4 separate regions of the Homo sapiens genome follow, and regions 2, 3 and 4 are each linked to region 1. Evidence: chromatin contacts called from ENCODE Hi-C or POLR2A ChIA-PET data. All regions are on one chromosome and are shown on one strand. Each heading gives the region's core, a stretch centred on a gene start or an enhancer-like site at or near the end of the contact. The rest is flanking DNA. Distances are from core to core; before and after follow the strand shown. Region 1 holds the start of RUNX3-AS1 (RUNX3 antisense RNA 1). Region 2 holds the start of NIPAL3 (NIPA like domain containing 3). Region 3 holds the start of MAN1C1 (mannosidase alpha class 1C member 1). Region 4 overlaps MAN1C1 (mannosidase alpha class 1C member 1).

Region 1 (3,507 bases), core at 984-3,483:
AGGTGGAAATTGGGAACAAGCTAGCCTGTTCTGTGGGTCTTCCCCGGGTGCCTGAAAACGCGAAGACAGAAGGCGTCCATCTTATCAGAGGTGAGGAAGGCGGCCTTGGTTTGACACAAAGCCATCGGTTTGTCTGAGACCTGGCCGCATGGATGGCAAGGAAAGGGCAGCTCCTCGGGGGCGGTCGCCGCGCCTGCACCCGGGGCCGCAGCTGGCGCGCATCTGTAGCCCGGCCGGGCCCGCACCTCCGCGGCTGGCAGGGCGCGGGCGCCAACTAGCGGCGGCTCCCGCCACTGTGCCTGCCAGGCGGCCCCGCGACCTTGGTCTGGGGACCCAAGGGCCTGCACCCGCCCCCCCTCCCCCCGCCGCCCTGGTCCCTTGGATCTGGTGCCCACGGGGAGCCAGCGCCCTACGGAGAGCCGGAGCCGTGCCGGGCCCTGCGCCAGGTGCCAGGGCCCACAAGAGTCCCTCATTCTCTGGAAACTTGTCTGTGAACCCATCGTAAGCGGAGAGGGAGAAATCAGGCGGAGGAACAAGCAAAGGGCACGGTGCAAACCGAAACCATTCGACAAATGGAATTTACCACCACCTGAAACAGCGGGTCATGGTCCCGCAACCTGCTCGAGGGCAGCACGTGTTGCCCGCCCCCGGCCAGGGCCCTACCTGGCCACGACGCGCTGCGCCTTCTCGGAGACGTTCCCGGAGGTGGGAGCGCCCAGGCTGGATCACTCGCTTTCCTCTAGTTCTGCTGCTCGTGCCAGCGCGTCCGAGGGCGCGCGGGCCTGGGTCCGCAATCGACAACTGCCAGGCGCAGGCTCTCTTAAAAGGTTCAGTAAGGGACCTTTGCCGTCCTTCCTTTCGACACGGCCTGAGGGCGTGCTGTGAGGTCCCGAGGTGGGTAGGGGCCAGCTCTCCCGGTGGTCGGGGTGAGTCCAGAGTCCTTCGCCCCTGGAGCGCACGCGGGGCTTGATTTCGTTTGGCAACGACGAAATGGCGCGCGCTGAGCAGGGGTCAGATCCATGATGAGATCTTGCGGCCACCGTCGGATCCTAAGCTTCTTTGCTTCCGAGGCTTGGAATTCATTGTTTTGCACCTGTCGAGAGCCGGAGGCAACGAAAATCTAGCCCCGTCTCCAAAGCGGCGGGGAGGCTCAGCACGCGTTCGTTCCCCAGAGTCTAGGGAGGTGTCTGGGGCGATAATTCGGAATGATTGTGGCTTGATCTTTCCCGTTGCCCTCCCAACTGTAGCCGGCCCCTAGGTCTGCTCGACAGACTTAGGAGGCGGGAGAGGAAGGGGTGATTTGCAGTGAAGCCCAGGAGAGGTTGGGCCACGCGGCTGGGAGTGGGAGCGGGGACCCGGAGCCGGGCGGGCAGGCAGTGCCTTGGCGAAGCTGTCCGCGGTCCCTGCGGCGCAGCCGGAGCGCACGGGCCCAAGAAGAAGTGGGGTTGGACCCGCAGAGGCCACTTTCCACCCGCATGGAGAAAGAAAATTCTCTCCTCTGAAAGCGAGGGCCCTTAGCTTTGCAGCCACTGCTGTTTTTCTTTTGCCACCGACGCGCGTACCGTTTCACGATGCAGGACCGTGGTTACATGCGTAAAGGAAAAAAAGAAAAACGCATTTTGCAGGCCTCGTCGTGTTTTTCAAAGAGCCACAGGCCGCCACAACGAAGAACGACGCCGCGAGGCCTGCAAGATCCTGAAACTTGTTTTGAGGGGAGAGCAGAGAGGAAAGGGGTTGTTGGCCCCAGGCTACTTAGGGTCCCTAGGAGACTCCCTTCCGCCTGTCCCCGGTTTGGCACAGGGGCCACCGAGGCTGGGACCAAAGCCGCGCAGGGCTGGGAGCAGCAAAGGCCGCCGGCCGGGCGTGGACGACGCGCAAAATCCCGTGTGGGGTGGAGGCTCTTGGGTCAGAATAATGTGCGGGACGAGGGAGGTGAGTAACCTCTTTGGGGCGGCTCCCAGTGCGGCGTCACCGGCCCTGAGACCCCGCGGCCCCCAGCCCGGGGTTGCAGAAGTCACAGGCCCGAAGCAGCAAGAGCTGGGGAAGCCCGGCCGCGGCCAGCGGGGAGGAGGAGCGAAGGGGTTGCGCCCCAGCGTCAGGGAGCTACGACCCGAGAGAGGGCGGCAAGGGCGCCTTCCGTGGGACCCGGACGTTCTAAGCAAATTTCTAGCATTTGCCCCGGGCTCCCAGAGCTCTCGGGGGCCCTGGGCTGTGGCACTGGGGCCTCCTCCGCGGGGTGGCGCCTTCCGCCCCTCCCCGTTGGGCGGCCTCCGGCAGGCCCCGTTCCTCCCCGCGAACGCCACCGAGGTGCCCGCGATGGGGGCTCCGCCGATTGGCTGTGCGACGCGTCGCTCCGCCAGCCCCGCCCCGCGGGCCCCGGGGGTACTAACCCCGCGCGGGCGGCCGCGGCCCCGCCACTTGATTCTGGAGGATTTGTTCTGGGGCTGCGGCCGCGGAGTCGGGGCGGCCGCGGGCGAGCTTCGGGGCGGGAGGCGGCGGCAGCGGCACAGCCCCGCGCGGGCCCCGCCGCGGCCCAGGCAGCCGGGACAGCCACGAGGGGCGGCCGCACGCGGGGCCGCGCGCCGAGGATGCGGGACTAGCCGGGCAGGCTGCGGGCGGCCGTCGGGCCAGCGAGGCCTCGCAGCGGGCGGGCCCTGGCGAGTAGTGGCCGGGCGCCGCCCCCTGCGCCCTGAGGCCCGGGCCCCGCCGCTTCTGCTTTCCCGCTTCTCGCGGCAGCGGCGGCCGAGGAGGCGCCCGCGCCGGCCGCCCCCGGGGGAAGCCGCGCCGTCTCCGCCTGCCCGGCGCCCTGACGGCCGCTGTTATGCGTATTCCCGTAGACCCAAGCACCAGCCGCCGCTTCACACCTCCCTCCCCGGCCTTCCCCTGCGGCGGCGGCGGCGGCAAGATGGGCGAGAACAGCGGCGCGCTGAGCGCGCAGGCGGCCGTGGGGCCCGGAGGGCGCGCCCGGCCCGAGGTGCGCTCGATGGTGGACGTGCTGGCGGACCACGCAGGCGAGCTCGTGCGCACCGACAGCCCCAACTTCCTCTGCTCCGTGCTGCCCTCGCACTGGCGCTGCAACAAGACGCTGCCCGTCGCCTTCAAGGTGAGTGCGGGACCCGGGGCGGGAGGGCGCCGGCCCTGGGGCTCCGGGCGTCTGAGCTGCGGGAGCCAGAGCCTCGGGAGCAGTGGGGATGGGAGGTGCCCGAGACGCCGCGGCGACACCCGGGCACCCGGTTCAGTCTGGCTGCGCGCTCGGCTCCGGGACCTCGGCGTTCCGTTTTGGATGCGCCCTGCAGGAATGACTTTTAACGGGGTTGCCCCGCTCCACCTGGGTTTTGGGGCGCCTTGCGTAGAGACGTTGGTGCGGAAATGGGCGGATGGGGTTTTGCGCCCCCCTAACCCGGATCGCTCAGATACAGCCCTGCGGGTAACGGAGAAGAGGATCCCGGGACAGGGGCAAGGACACCGCGGGTGGGGTGCGAACGGTGAAAGGGCCTACCCTCCGCC
Region 2 (3,538 bases), core at 918-3,417, 510 kb after region 1:
TATTTATTTTGTCCATTCCTTTCTCTCTCATGCATTCATCCAACAAATATTTACTGAGGGCTCACTGTGAGCTAAACAATTTCTGCCACTCCCTGAGGCTTCAGAGAGCTGCCTCCTGTGTATCCTGTAGCTTCCAGTTCCTTCTGCTATCCGGCCCTAGGCCCAGGAATTCTGGTTCATGGTGTGGACAGCACATACATATGTGATAAGGGGAACACCATGTCCAGTCCTGGGATACAACAAATGCAGGTTTAGCATAGGGACAGCTACAGAAACCATTTGGCTTGGTTTCACTTTGTCAGAGGGCCTCAGGATGAAATTATTGCTACTACCTGCAGACGAGGTTATATATCCAATATACAGACATGAGATGTAAGCATTCACCGGGTAACTTTATCAGGTAATTCACATCCCATAGCTAGACTTCCCTGCCTGTAAAACCCTATGAATATGTGTTTGCAATCTTGTGGAAAGCATAATTGTTCACTATACTTTCACGTACATGTGAAAAGCATTATTGTGTTACATTTCTGTAAAAATGTTTTAGCATTTGTAATAATCATAAGAGCCTTAAGAGTGGCTCAGGGTTCTTTCTACCTCTGAGAGGCCCCGGGAAGCATTCAACCATGAAGCAGTCATGGAGTTGAGGAGCGCAAACTCCAGTGAGGTGTTTGCGGAATACCCTGTTCAGTTGCTCCCAGCTGAGATCTAGCCCAGAGCCTGACAGTGACTTCTATACATACCAACCAACTGACTAAATGAGATCTAGCCCAGAGCCTGACAGTGACTTGTATACATACCAACCGACTGACTAAATGCAGGCTGGTTAAGCACTGGGTGCACTGTGGCCCCTTCGCAGTCAAGAATGCCTTTCTAAGGCCTAATCAACCACAACTCCAGAGCTTCAACAAGCAGATATACTCAGCCCCACCCACAGGAGGTCAGAGAAAGCCAACAGACCTTAGCGACATGTCAATCAAGGGAGTGGTGGGAACCCAGGCCTCCTAACATCCTTCAGAGTAGTTTGCCCAAGTGCTTTTCTGGTTTTGCTTTTGTTTGTGGTGGTTGGCATTGCTGTGGTTTAATTTTTCTTTTAAAAAGCAGCTTCCCTCTCTGCCTCAGGAACTCGCAGGCCTCTGAAGCATCGCCTGCAAAGATTGAAGGCTCTCCCTCAGCTGGGTGGGAGTCCGGACTGAAAGCCTGGAGGAACCCTTTGCAAGCTGTACTCCCTTATAAGACACATACTTTTCACCTGGTGACTCTCTTTTCCTGATTTCGAAGCATTTCTTCAGGACCTACATATGCCCGAGAGGCAAGCAGTCACCTCTGCGTTGTCAACCACCCCACAATTAGAGCACGTGGTCACTGACCCAAGGAAGGAATGAGAATTCACTAGGTGCTCTGCTTCCATTCCCACCCCGTTTATCTCGATGACGGATTTCACCAATCCCACAGAGCACGTTTTACAAATGAGACAGCCGTGGCTCATAGCGTCTGTATTCGAATTTGCCTCTTTCTGAACAAATCAATAAAACACGCTCTTTCCCACCACCCGACGATCTGGCTTCTGGAGGTGAGCGCCAGTTCCCTGCCAAGCTTCCCGTTCCTCGGCTTTGGCTCACGAGAAGGTTACATTCTTCCGTCCCGTCCCACTGAGCTGGAAACTTACAACTCGAGGAGACAGCACCTCTGTTCCAGAAGCGGGCTTAGACCAAGAACGCCTCCCCTCATCCCACCTGCTAACTCCACCATCTGCTGCCGCCAGGAAGCCCGAGCCGCTCGGCACGAAGAGGAGAAATTCTGGCAAAGTTAACTCCATGTCACTTCCTGGTTTGGTAGAGCCTGGCATCACCTTTAGTAAGGTAGCCCATGCCCCCGCTCCTCTTGGCCTCGATGCAAAACTGGAAAGAACATTCCAAGGCAACGGGACCCAGGTTGGCGAGGCTGGTGACAGTAAGAAGGAAGGGTATGTACACTAGGGGACGTTAGGTGACTTCGCTTTTTCCAGAAAAAAACGAAGGTTAAATTCAATTCCCCTTCCTCCCGGTGTTAATCACTACTCACCGGCGGCGTCTCCTCTAAGGCCCACCTATCAAAACCTTCTGAGAAATGACTCGGACTCTTCGTGCAACCCGGAGGCACAGCCTCCTTCATCCCTTCCCAATTCAGAGCTGCCAAGATGCTGCAGTGTTTTGCTTTCAAAGGTCGCGATTTGATTTGCCAGACTGCCTGCCAGTCAGAAGTTGGCAGGCATTTCGCGCAGGCAAGTGGCTGCGAGGACGGGGAGTAGGCGGGACAGCCCCTGGCAATTGGCTGCGCTGCAAAGCTTGCTTGAAGCATAAGGGAGCGACCTGGGGCTAGAGCTTGGCGCTCACCTGGAGCGGGGACCCCCTAGCGGCCACAGGAAGAATGGTGCGGCGACTCCCCTGCCCCCTCTCCCGCTGTCCCAGAGAGCTTAGGTGGTTGCTCGCCTCCACCTGCCCGGCAGGTGGGCCTGGTTTTAGCAGCCTGCCAGGTGTCCTCCCTTCTTATCCTCATAGCCACCTTCCGGGCTTTGCTCCTGCTGTTCCCCTACCCGACGCTCTCACCAAGTATTCAAATCCAAAACGTCCTTGAAGACCCAGCGCTCCCCAGAGCCCTCGCGAGACTTGGGACCAAACATATCTCTCCTTTCCTGCCCTCCTGGAACACCTGTCGGATACCAAGCCTCCCAGCAATACTGAAGGTCCTGAAACGAGCCCAGCGCTTGGTTAATGTTTCTATAATGTACATAATTATCACGGCCATGATAATTAACATGCGCATGGAGTTTTACAGATGACAAGCTTCTCATCGCTCACACGTTGTCATATACACGCATTTGCTTTCAGATCGTCACAGCCATGAGTGAGACTTGAAGCCCGTTTTACGTATGAAGAAATGTCATTTGGGCCTAGACATCAACAATGAGAAAGAGGCAGTTCTAGTCTCAGATCGTGGGGCAGAGAAAGCTCCTTGGGAACATGGGAGAGGAACGAGTTGGTGCATTGTAGAAACTGCCCGAAGGCCAGCAGGGCTGGTGAGAGATTTTTCTGGGGGCGTGGTTGGGCCTGCGATCTGAGGGACGGGCCAGGGACAGTTTATAAATAACATATTTGGGGGCCGGCGCGGTGGCTCACACCTGTAATCTCAGGACTTTGGGAGGCCAGGAGGATCACTTAAGCCCAGGAGTTTGAGACCAGCCTGGACAATATAGTGGGACCCCATCTCTACAAAAAAATTTAAAAATTAGCCGGGCGTGGTGGCGAGCGCCCGTGGTCCCAGCTACTCAGGAGGCTGAGGCGGGAGGATCGCTTGAACTCGGGAGGCGGAGGTTGCAGCGAGTCGAGATCGCGCCACTGCACTCCAGCTGGGCGACAGAGCAAGACCCTGTCAAAAAAAAAAAAAAAAAAAAAAAAGCTTGGATTTCACCCTAAATTTAAAGGCGAGCCATTGGAGGACTTTAAGCAGGGGAGTGACAAGGTCGCTGAGACCGCCCTGCCCTGAAGCGTGTGAAGAG
Region 3 (3,434 bases), core at 321-2,820, 690 kb before region 1:
GAGTTTGGGGGCTGAGTCCATACCTCCTTGATTTTCTCCCGCTGGGCTCGCACTTGGCTCTGGGGCTCCTGACTCTCATCGGCCCTCGTTCCCAGGACCGGGTGGCGGAGACGGCTCCGGAATGCGTTGAAGTCAAAGCGGAAAGGGACGCCCTCGTCCCCGGGCCTGGAGGCCGGGATGCTATTGCCCCGGGCCGCCGTGGCCTCCTCGCGGGGTCCAGTGGGGCGGGTGCGCCGCAGCCCCCCTTTCCTGCGGCGGGGACTGGCCCAGCTGCTGGGGTCATCCTCGCCCGGGGCCGGCGCGGCGGGGGCCGGGTTGGGAGGCGGCTCCTGCTCGCGGGCCGGGGCATGGCCGGCGATTTCAGCCACCACTTCCAGACCAGGCTGCTGGGTCCGGGGGGCCAGGAAGAGGCGCTTGAGGCGAGAGGAGTGGGGCAGCAGGAAGAGGGCCCCGAAGCACAGGGTGACCAGGCCCGAGAGGAAGAGGAGGAAGAGGAACTTCTGCGGCAGCCGCAGCCCCCACGGGGAGGCCGGGACGAAGCCGGGCACTTTCCTCATGAGCATCGTGGCCCGGCCGGTGGCTCCAGAAGCCCTCGGAGTCCAGGCACGTGTCTGCGGGGGCGCGGTGAGGGGAGGGCGTCCGGAGCGCCGCCCGGGATGGGGGTCCCTGGGCAGGGTTGCCAACCCTGAGAGTTTCGCCGCTTCGGGGGACTGTCCCCGAAGTTCAGGGAGTTTGGAGCGAGTCCTCCCGCGAGGAGGCGGGGGCGCAGCGGCCTCGGCGGGGCCCGGGCGAGCGGAGCGGCACGGCTTGGGGCCCGGGCCCGCAGCGACCGGCCGCGCGCCGCAGCCTCCCCTCCGGCCGAGCCCTCCCCGCCGCGCCGGGGCCCGCGCCTTCCCGCGCTGCGGCCGCCGGGACCGTCACATGCCGTCCGCGGCGTCCCGGCTGTCCGCGCCGAGGGGCGCCCGCAGGCCCGCACCAAGCCGCCCTCCGCCCCCTAGGCTCCCGCCCGCGCTGGTAGGCGCCCAAAGTTTCAGCTTCAGAAGCAGTTTCCGGAGGGGACCGAGGCGATGGGGGGCTGGCGTGTCAGCGCCGCCCCGAGCGCGCGCACACCCGGCCCGGTCGCGACAGCGCCCGGGCTCGACTATCGGGACACGTCCACAACTTTCTCCGCCGCGGAGAGGGCGCCGGGAGCTGGGAGCCGGAGTGGCCAGGGAGCAGGAGCAGGCACTTCCGAGCCTGCGGGGGCAGGGGGCTTCCCCCGGGCCCCAGACAGCGCAGGGATGCCTGGGTCCGGAGCCGCGGCTGGGCGGCTGCAGATGCGCCCGGGAGCGCGGGCTCCCGCCCCTCGAACTCGGCAGGGCGCGGGGCTCCCACTGGGATCACCTGTTCCCGGCCCCGCCGGCTCCGCGGAGCGCGCAGCCCTGGCCGCGCCTCCCCCGCTGCAGCTGTCTTCCTCGCAGCGGCCGCTCCAGACCGGCCGCTGCCGCCGAGCCTGCGCCCCACACGCGCGCACAGCCACCCGGCCGCCTCCACCGCCGTCCCCGCCGCCGCCGCCGCTCGGGCTTTCACTGCGACAGCGCCCGCCGCCCCGCCTCCTGCCGCCCGCCGGCCACGCCCGCCGGCCACGCCCACGCGCGCGCCCCGCGCCCCCTCCCGCCGCCGCCGCGCCGCAGCCGGCTGAGGGCCGCGCGTCCGGGGGCGGGGCAGAGGCCGAGCGCGGGCGGGAGCGCAGCCCGCTCCAAGCCCCGCCCTCCCCGAAGGGCAGGCGTCGCGCGCACCCCCCATCCAGCGGGCGCCAATGGTCCAGCGGCGCGGGGCAGGCGAGGGCGGGGGCGGAGAGCGCAACGAGGGCATTGGCTGCATCCGAGGGATCCCCGTTGGGCCACAGTCGTCCATTGGTTACTGCCCAGCCTTCGCTGGACCCCAAGCGACAGAGACCACCCCCCAGCCCGCCCGCGAGGCTCGGGTTGGTGGCCCCCGGAAGCGGGCCGGAGACGGTGTTGCTCTGGAGGGGTGTGCCCGTCGCTGGGTGACCTCTCTCGCCCCCGAGTGCCAGCCCGGGGTTGTCAGGGAGCTGGCAGCCCGCGCCCTGGCGGCTGCCCCGGGCTTCTCAGCGCTAACGCCGGGCTGCAGGGGTGCTGCTGGTGGCTGGAGCCAAGCCAGAGAGCTGTGACCGCGGCCGGGTCGGCGGAGGTGATGTTTCCACTGGCCCCCTCGCAGACCACTGGCGTGCCTTCCTTTTCCCACAACCCTAAACGGGGCCAGGGCTCCTGGGTGGAGCACGGAGGGAGGCTGACCGCAGCCTTGAGAAGCAGCGAAAGGAAGAGAGCCCCGGGCGTGTCTACAGAAGACCACACACATAATGTGACGGACGTCTACCTTGATGCCTACGTGTGTTTATATGCACATGTGTGCGTCTGGGCATAGATCTATATGCACACAGAGACTGGCATGTGGGTGTGTACATGCACTCAAACATACACTTAATTTGGGTATGGACACCCAAGTGATTATACCACAGTATGCATAGACATATATGTAAATTAGTACAAACATGGACATGTGCACCCGCATACCCACAGACACTCAGGCAACAGATAACCTCCAAAAACAGCCAGGCATCAACTCCCAGACACGCGTGTCCTCAACCCCAAGGCCCTCACATCTTCCTCCTTGGACTTAGTCTCTGCATCTTCCCTTCCTGTTAAACCTAACCCAGGGTGAAGCAACATTGTGCTGTGTGGGTCTTTCATGCAAAACACTTTATAGAGACAAATAACAGCAGAGGGAGAGACAAATTAAGAGGTTTGTAATAGGCAAGAGGGAAAATATCTACTTTCAGCTGCAATTTAAAATGAAATGCAGTGTTGACGAGACAGAAAATACTGCAGGGAAGCCTTTCCCGACAGAAGAAGCGGGCCAGGCAGGCTCTCGCCTCGTAAATCTTGCTTCTTCCCTGAGGCCTGCTGGGGATGGGCGGCTGGGACTCAGTCATCCTTCTACCTCTGGCCAGACCACTGACAGCAGACCCACCCTCGATGTTTAAATATCCCTGGCATGCAACTTTCTCTCAACTGAAAATGAAAGTGGGTAACAGGTGCAAACATTTTGGTCACTGGAGATGACTAATCCTTCCCAATCCCACAAATATATGCAGCTTAAATATAAAATTCTAATTCAGATATTTCAATCTCTTGTGAGTTTCGTTGGCAGGTTGATGTGGAGCCAGCTGTGCAAATCAGAGATAAGCATGTGACCCATTTGGGTGCAGGAGCCCAGAGACCTGGCCTGGCCTCACCCATGTCTCCAACACCCAAGCATCGCCTCACTGGGTCCCACTGCAGGAAAGGGCAACCTTGTCTTTGGAGAACCAGGCAGGGACCCAGCATTCATTAGAGTCATCATCTGTGTTGTTCCTCATTGAGAGTGTAGGG
Region 4 (3,628 bases), core at 1,007-3,506, 750 kb before region 1:
AAGCAGAAAAAGAGAAGGAAAACAACTGCCCATTATTTAACAACCACCATTCCCATTTTGGCGTCTTTCTCTGCAGGTACCTTTGTTTTTCCCTCTCATATTGTACCTTTGTTTCTTCCCATAATTATGACATATTCCAATTTTATTACAAAGGCTTTGTAAACATCACTTTTAATAGCTATATAATAGCTTAGAAAGTGGGTTCATCATCATTTACTTCACCTCCTTCCCATATAATTAGACATTTTGGTGATTTCTAGTTTGGGGCTATTGTAAATAATGCCATAGTGAACATCTCTGTGCACATAACATTTTGAATAATTTCCTTAGACCAGAGTTTCTAAGAAGTTGCTAAGAAAAAACTTTTAAAGTTATTAATATGTAACGCCCTTTTAAGAGATTACAGCCAGACAGCATGTTTTGCCCACCACTGTGCAAAACTTGGTGAACAGGAAACTGTTTAACGATTTTGAGACAATACGGTAAAGTAGTTCACTTGGGGAGATAAAACTAACAAAATGAACAATCATCACTTATATTTGTGCAGCTCTTTGCATATTTTATCTCATTTGATTTGGCCAGTTCAGTGGGCTGGACAAGACAGATATTTGTTCCATTTGGAAATAATTATGCAAGGGCTAAAGTAGGAGATGTAAAGTAGTAAATAGGTATTAAAAATTGTGTTTACAAATGTTTCATGATAGGCAAAAATGCTCAGTATATATTATTAGGTGGAAAGGCAGAACACAAAATTACATAGTATGAAATTCACTGGCCTATGTATGAGTGTTTACAAAAAAGACTGAAAGAAAATATACCAAATTCTTAACAGCGGTTATGTCTGATAGAAGTTTAGTGATTTCTATCTTTTTCTTCTTATTGACCTATATTTTCTGAATTTTCTACAGTGAATATCTAGAAAGGTTTTGTGATGTGAAAAATACAGGTTGTTAAAATGAAAAACAAAAAGAAGACATCGTATGGTGCTACCCTTAAGTCAAAAGCAAGTGCCTGGGTGGTCAGCCATGGGGTAGGTCGGACCAAGTTAGGTTTTGATTAAAAAAAAAAAAAAAAAAAAAAAAAAAGGAGGTCTTTACAGCAGGGAGTCAGAGAGAAGGTCACCCAGCAAGAGAAACAACATCAAACAGAAGCACAGATCCAGAACTCCAGAGTCAAAGAGAATTTTAAGACCAGAAACATCATCTATTCTCAAAGCCACATTTTATAAGAATATAGACTCAGAAAGGGAAGGGACTTGCCTCGGCCAGGACACAGACACTAATAGCACAGAGATAACCATGTCTCTAAGAAACATGGGCCAGGGCAGTGCAGTAGCTGACTGGGGAAAGGGCCAGAGCTACAGCAAGAGATACTCAGGACAGGTGCAAGAACATGACAGTCGGAACCAATCAACATGAGAACTATGCACCAAAAGAAACTGTACCCCTGTCCCCACTAGGTTCTAGAAACGCGCAACAGGCAGTCATTGTGTGTGTGTACGTGTGTGTGTGTGTGTGTGTCCCTGCTAGAGATAGAGGGTGGCTCTAGATGGTCTCTGGAAGCCCCTCCCTTCCTGTAGCCTGTGATTTATAGATTCAAAGAGCACCTAACAATAGACCACAAAGCCTTCCCTTCACTCAAGTCTTGCAAAGGTGGAAAACAAAGCTCCAATGATAGAGAGATACAGGCAGAGCCATCGGAGCTGAATCCCAAGAAATCTCTTCAGTTCTTCCTCAAACAAAAGATGTTCTTGTCTACCTGAACAAATCAAAATGACACGGAATTTTTTAGTGCAAAATATTTACTAGTGTGAGGCAGAACATTATTATTTGGTTTAAGATTTTCTTTCTACCTGTCTCAGAGCTCAAGAGTTCTCTCCTGCAGAAAAGAGACTAGAATCGATCACCCAGGCACAGATGCCCACTCAGCTGAGGACCCCAGAACAATGAGATCAAGAGAGAAAGGATGCATTAGAGGAGGGGAGGACACGTGGGTGCCAGCAGACCACTCCCAGAGTGGAAAACTCCAAAGTTTGTGTTGGACAGTTCTCTGGGGGTACAACTTGGAAGGAAGGGGGTGAGCATTGAATATTGAGACATTCTCCCCCACTTTAAAAAATCACACACATACACACAAGGCTGGCTCTGGCAGTGACCCAGAACCACAGTTGCTACATTCAAAGCTGCCAAGGAAGGAAATGGATTTTCCCAGTCATTAAAGACAAGTGCTCACACCATGACGTGCAGCCTTACTGGCGTCTCCCAGCAGTGACACCTGGCCCCATTTGCAGGGGCCAAGTGGGAAGGGATTTGGTCTCTAACGATCCTGGGATCTAATGACTATGTAGACAGAGAGCTTAGAACATTGGGTTGATTTTTTTCTCCTCTTCCACTTTCAGCACAGTCCAAGGGAAGAGCTGACAGCTTGGCACCTAAAAACTATCCACGTTGGATTTTCTGATCCAGTTCCATTTATTGGGGCAACACAACATGACCTGGTTGGTGACCCCAGTGAGGCTCCTGCAAATACACAGCCCAGGTCTATCGCTCAGAAGCTGGGCACGGGTGGGGTTTGGTTGCCCGGGGAGGTGAAGCGGGGGAGTAGAAGGGGAGATGCTGCCTCCAACCCTCTCAGTTTCGGGTTTACTCAAGCTATTGAAAGGCCAATGTGGGAAATGAGCATATGATACAACTCCCACCCACCTGAGGTCCAGACAGCTCACCCACATCCTGCCCATGGGGTTTCAGGTTTGAGCAGTCTCAGGAATCGCATCCTGTCTGCAGCTGTTTCTAAGGCATCAGGGTCGAGAGTGTGGGCCATACAGGCAGAGAAACTCTCGCTGCTCAAAGTGCTCCAGGGACCAGGAGTAGGGCCACCCAGGGGGCACGTCAGAAACAGAGTACCTCAGTTCCACTCTCCCACCTGCTGAATCTGTAGCAGCAGTTTAACAAGAGCCCCAGGTGATTCAAACGCACATTGAAGCTTGAGAGGCTGCTCTAGGGCTCTGCCACCTTACTGGCTGTGTGGCCTTGAGTGAGTGACTTAACCCCTGTAAGTCTCAGTTTCCTCATCTGTAAAAGGACAGAAATACTTAATCCTTAGAATAACCCTAAGAGTAAATAACAGATGTAAAGTGTTGAGCACAATGGCTCGTATATAATATGTGCTCAATAAAAAGCAGCCATGGCATGGATGTGGTGAAAAGTGAACACTTTTACACTGCTGGTGGGAATATAAGTTAGTACAACCACTATGGAAAACAGTATGGAGATTCCTTAAAGAACTAAAAGTAGAACTATCATTTGATCCAGCAATCCCACACTGGGTAACCACCTCCCCCCCCCCCCGCAAAATAAGTCATTATATGAAAAAGACACTTGCATACACATTTATAGCAGCACAATTTGCAATTGCAAAGATACGAAACCAACCCAAGTGCCCATCGACCAATGAGTGGATAAAGAAAATGTGGCATATATACACCATGGAATACTACTCAGCCATAGAAAGGAATGAAATAATGTCCTTTGCAGCAACTTAGAAGGAGCTGAAGGCTCTTATTCTAAGTGAAGTAACTCAGGATTGGAAAACTAAATATTGTATATTCTCACTTATAAGTGGAAGCTAA

What was found. A loop is a pair of places that touch in the nucleus more often than their neighbours do. ChIA-PET counts read pairs that join two places held with the same protein, here RNA polymerase II (POLR2A). Pooled maps may share reads with other maps.
Region 2: a map of B cell shows a loop between it and region 1 (27-fold over the local background). The contact joins the promoter of NIPAL3 here to the promoter of RUNX3-AS1 in region 1. A Hi-C loop is called at or near these places in 1 of 168 maps with a recorded cell type or tissue (B cell), 2 of 37 single-sample maps with no recorded cell type and 7 of 50 pooled maps. POLR2A ChIA-PET finds 5 or more read pairs at or near these places in 1 of 52 experiments (activated CD4-positive, alpha-beta T cell).
Region 3: a loop to region 1 is called in a map with no recorded cell type, with 6 times the contacts of the local background. The contact joins the promoter of MAN1C1 here to the promoter of RUNX3-AS1 in region 1. A Hi-C loop is called at or near these places in 1 of 37 single-sample maps with no recorded cell type and 5 of 50 pooled maps. POLR2A ChIA-PET finds 5 or more read pairs at or near these places in 1 of 52 experiments (activated CD4-positive, alpha-beta T cell).
Region 4: a loop to region 1 is called in a map of naive thymus-derived CD4-positive, alpha-beta T cell, with 7 times the contacts of the local background. The contact joins the enhancer-like site here to the promoter of RUNX3-AS1 in region 1. A Hi-C loop is called at or near these places in 1 of 168 maps with a recorded cell type or tissue (naive thymus-derived CD4-positive, alpha-beta T cell), 1 of 37 single-sample maps with no recorded cell type and 6 of 50 pooled maps. POLR2A ChIA-PET finds 5 or more read pairs at or near these places in 1 of 52 experiments (H1).

What each region holds. Positions count from the first base shown.
Region 1 is chr1:24,929,183-24,932,689 of GRCh38, reverse strand. It overlaps RUNX3-AS1 (RUNX3 antisense RNA 1), which reads right to left and starts at 2,233. Exons shown (of 4, transcript NR_183341.1): 1 at 664-2,233. It overlaps RUNX3 (RUNX family transcription factor 3), which reads left to right and starts at 2,414. Exons shown (of 5, transcript NM_004350.3): 1 at 2,414-3,103. The coding sequence starts at 2,822. RefSeq lists silencers at 176-395, 2,066-2,535, 2,736-3,175 and enhancers at 711-1,300, 2,740-3,473, 3,474-3,507.
Region 2 is chr1:24,414,431-24,417,968 of GRCh38, reverse strand. NIPAL3 (NIPA like domain containing 3) reads right to left here and starts at 2,167. Exons shown (of 12, transcript NM_020448.5): 1 at 2,065-2,167. It also overlaps a transcript of STPG1 not described here.
Region 3 is chr1:25,614,927-25,618,360 of GRCh38, reverse strand. MAN1C1 (mannosidase alpha class 1C member 1) reads right to left here and starts at 1,570. Exons shown (of 12, transcript NM_020379.4): 1 at 24-1,570. The coding sequence starts at 563. RefSeq lists silencers at 1,345-1,634, 1,655-1,944 and an enhancer at 2,135-2,304.
Region 4 is chr1:25,675,304-25,678,931 of GRCh38, reverse strand. The region is part of intron 1 of MAN1C1 (mannosidase alpha class 1C member 1); the gene reads right to left. Among named protein-coding and RNA genes, the nearest start is that of MAN1C1, 60 kb to the right of the region's middle. RefSeq lists an enhancer at 2,489-2,538 and a silencer at 2,619-2,688. Within about 2 kb of position 2,256, at least 4 of the 41 ENCODE cell types and tissues checked have a DNase peak (open chromatin) inside an H3K27ac peak, as active enhancers do.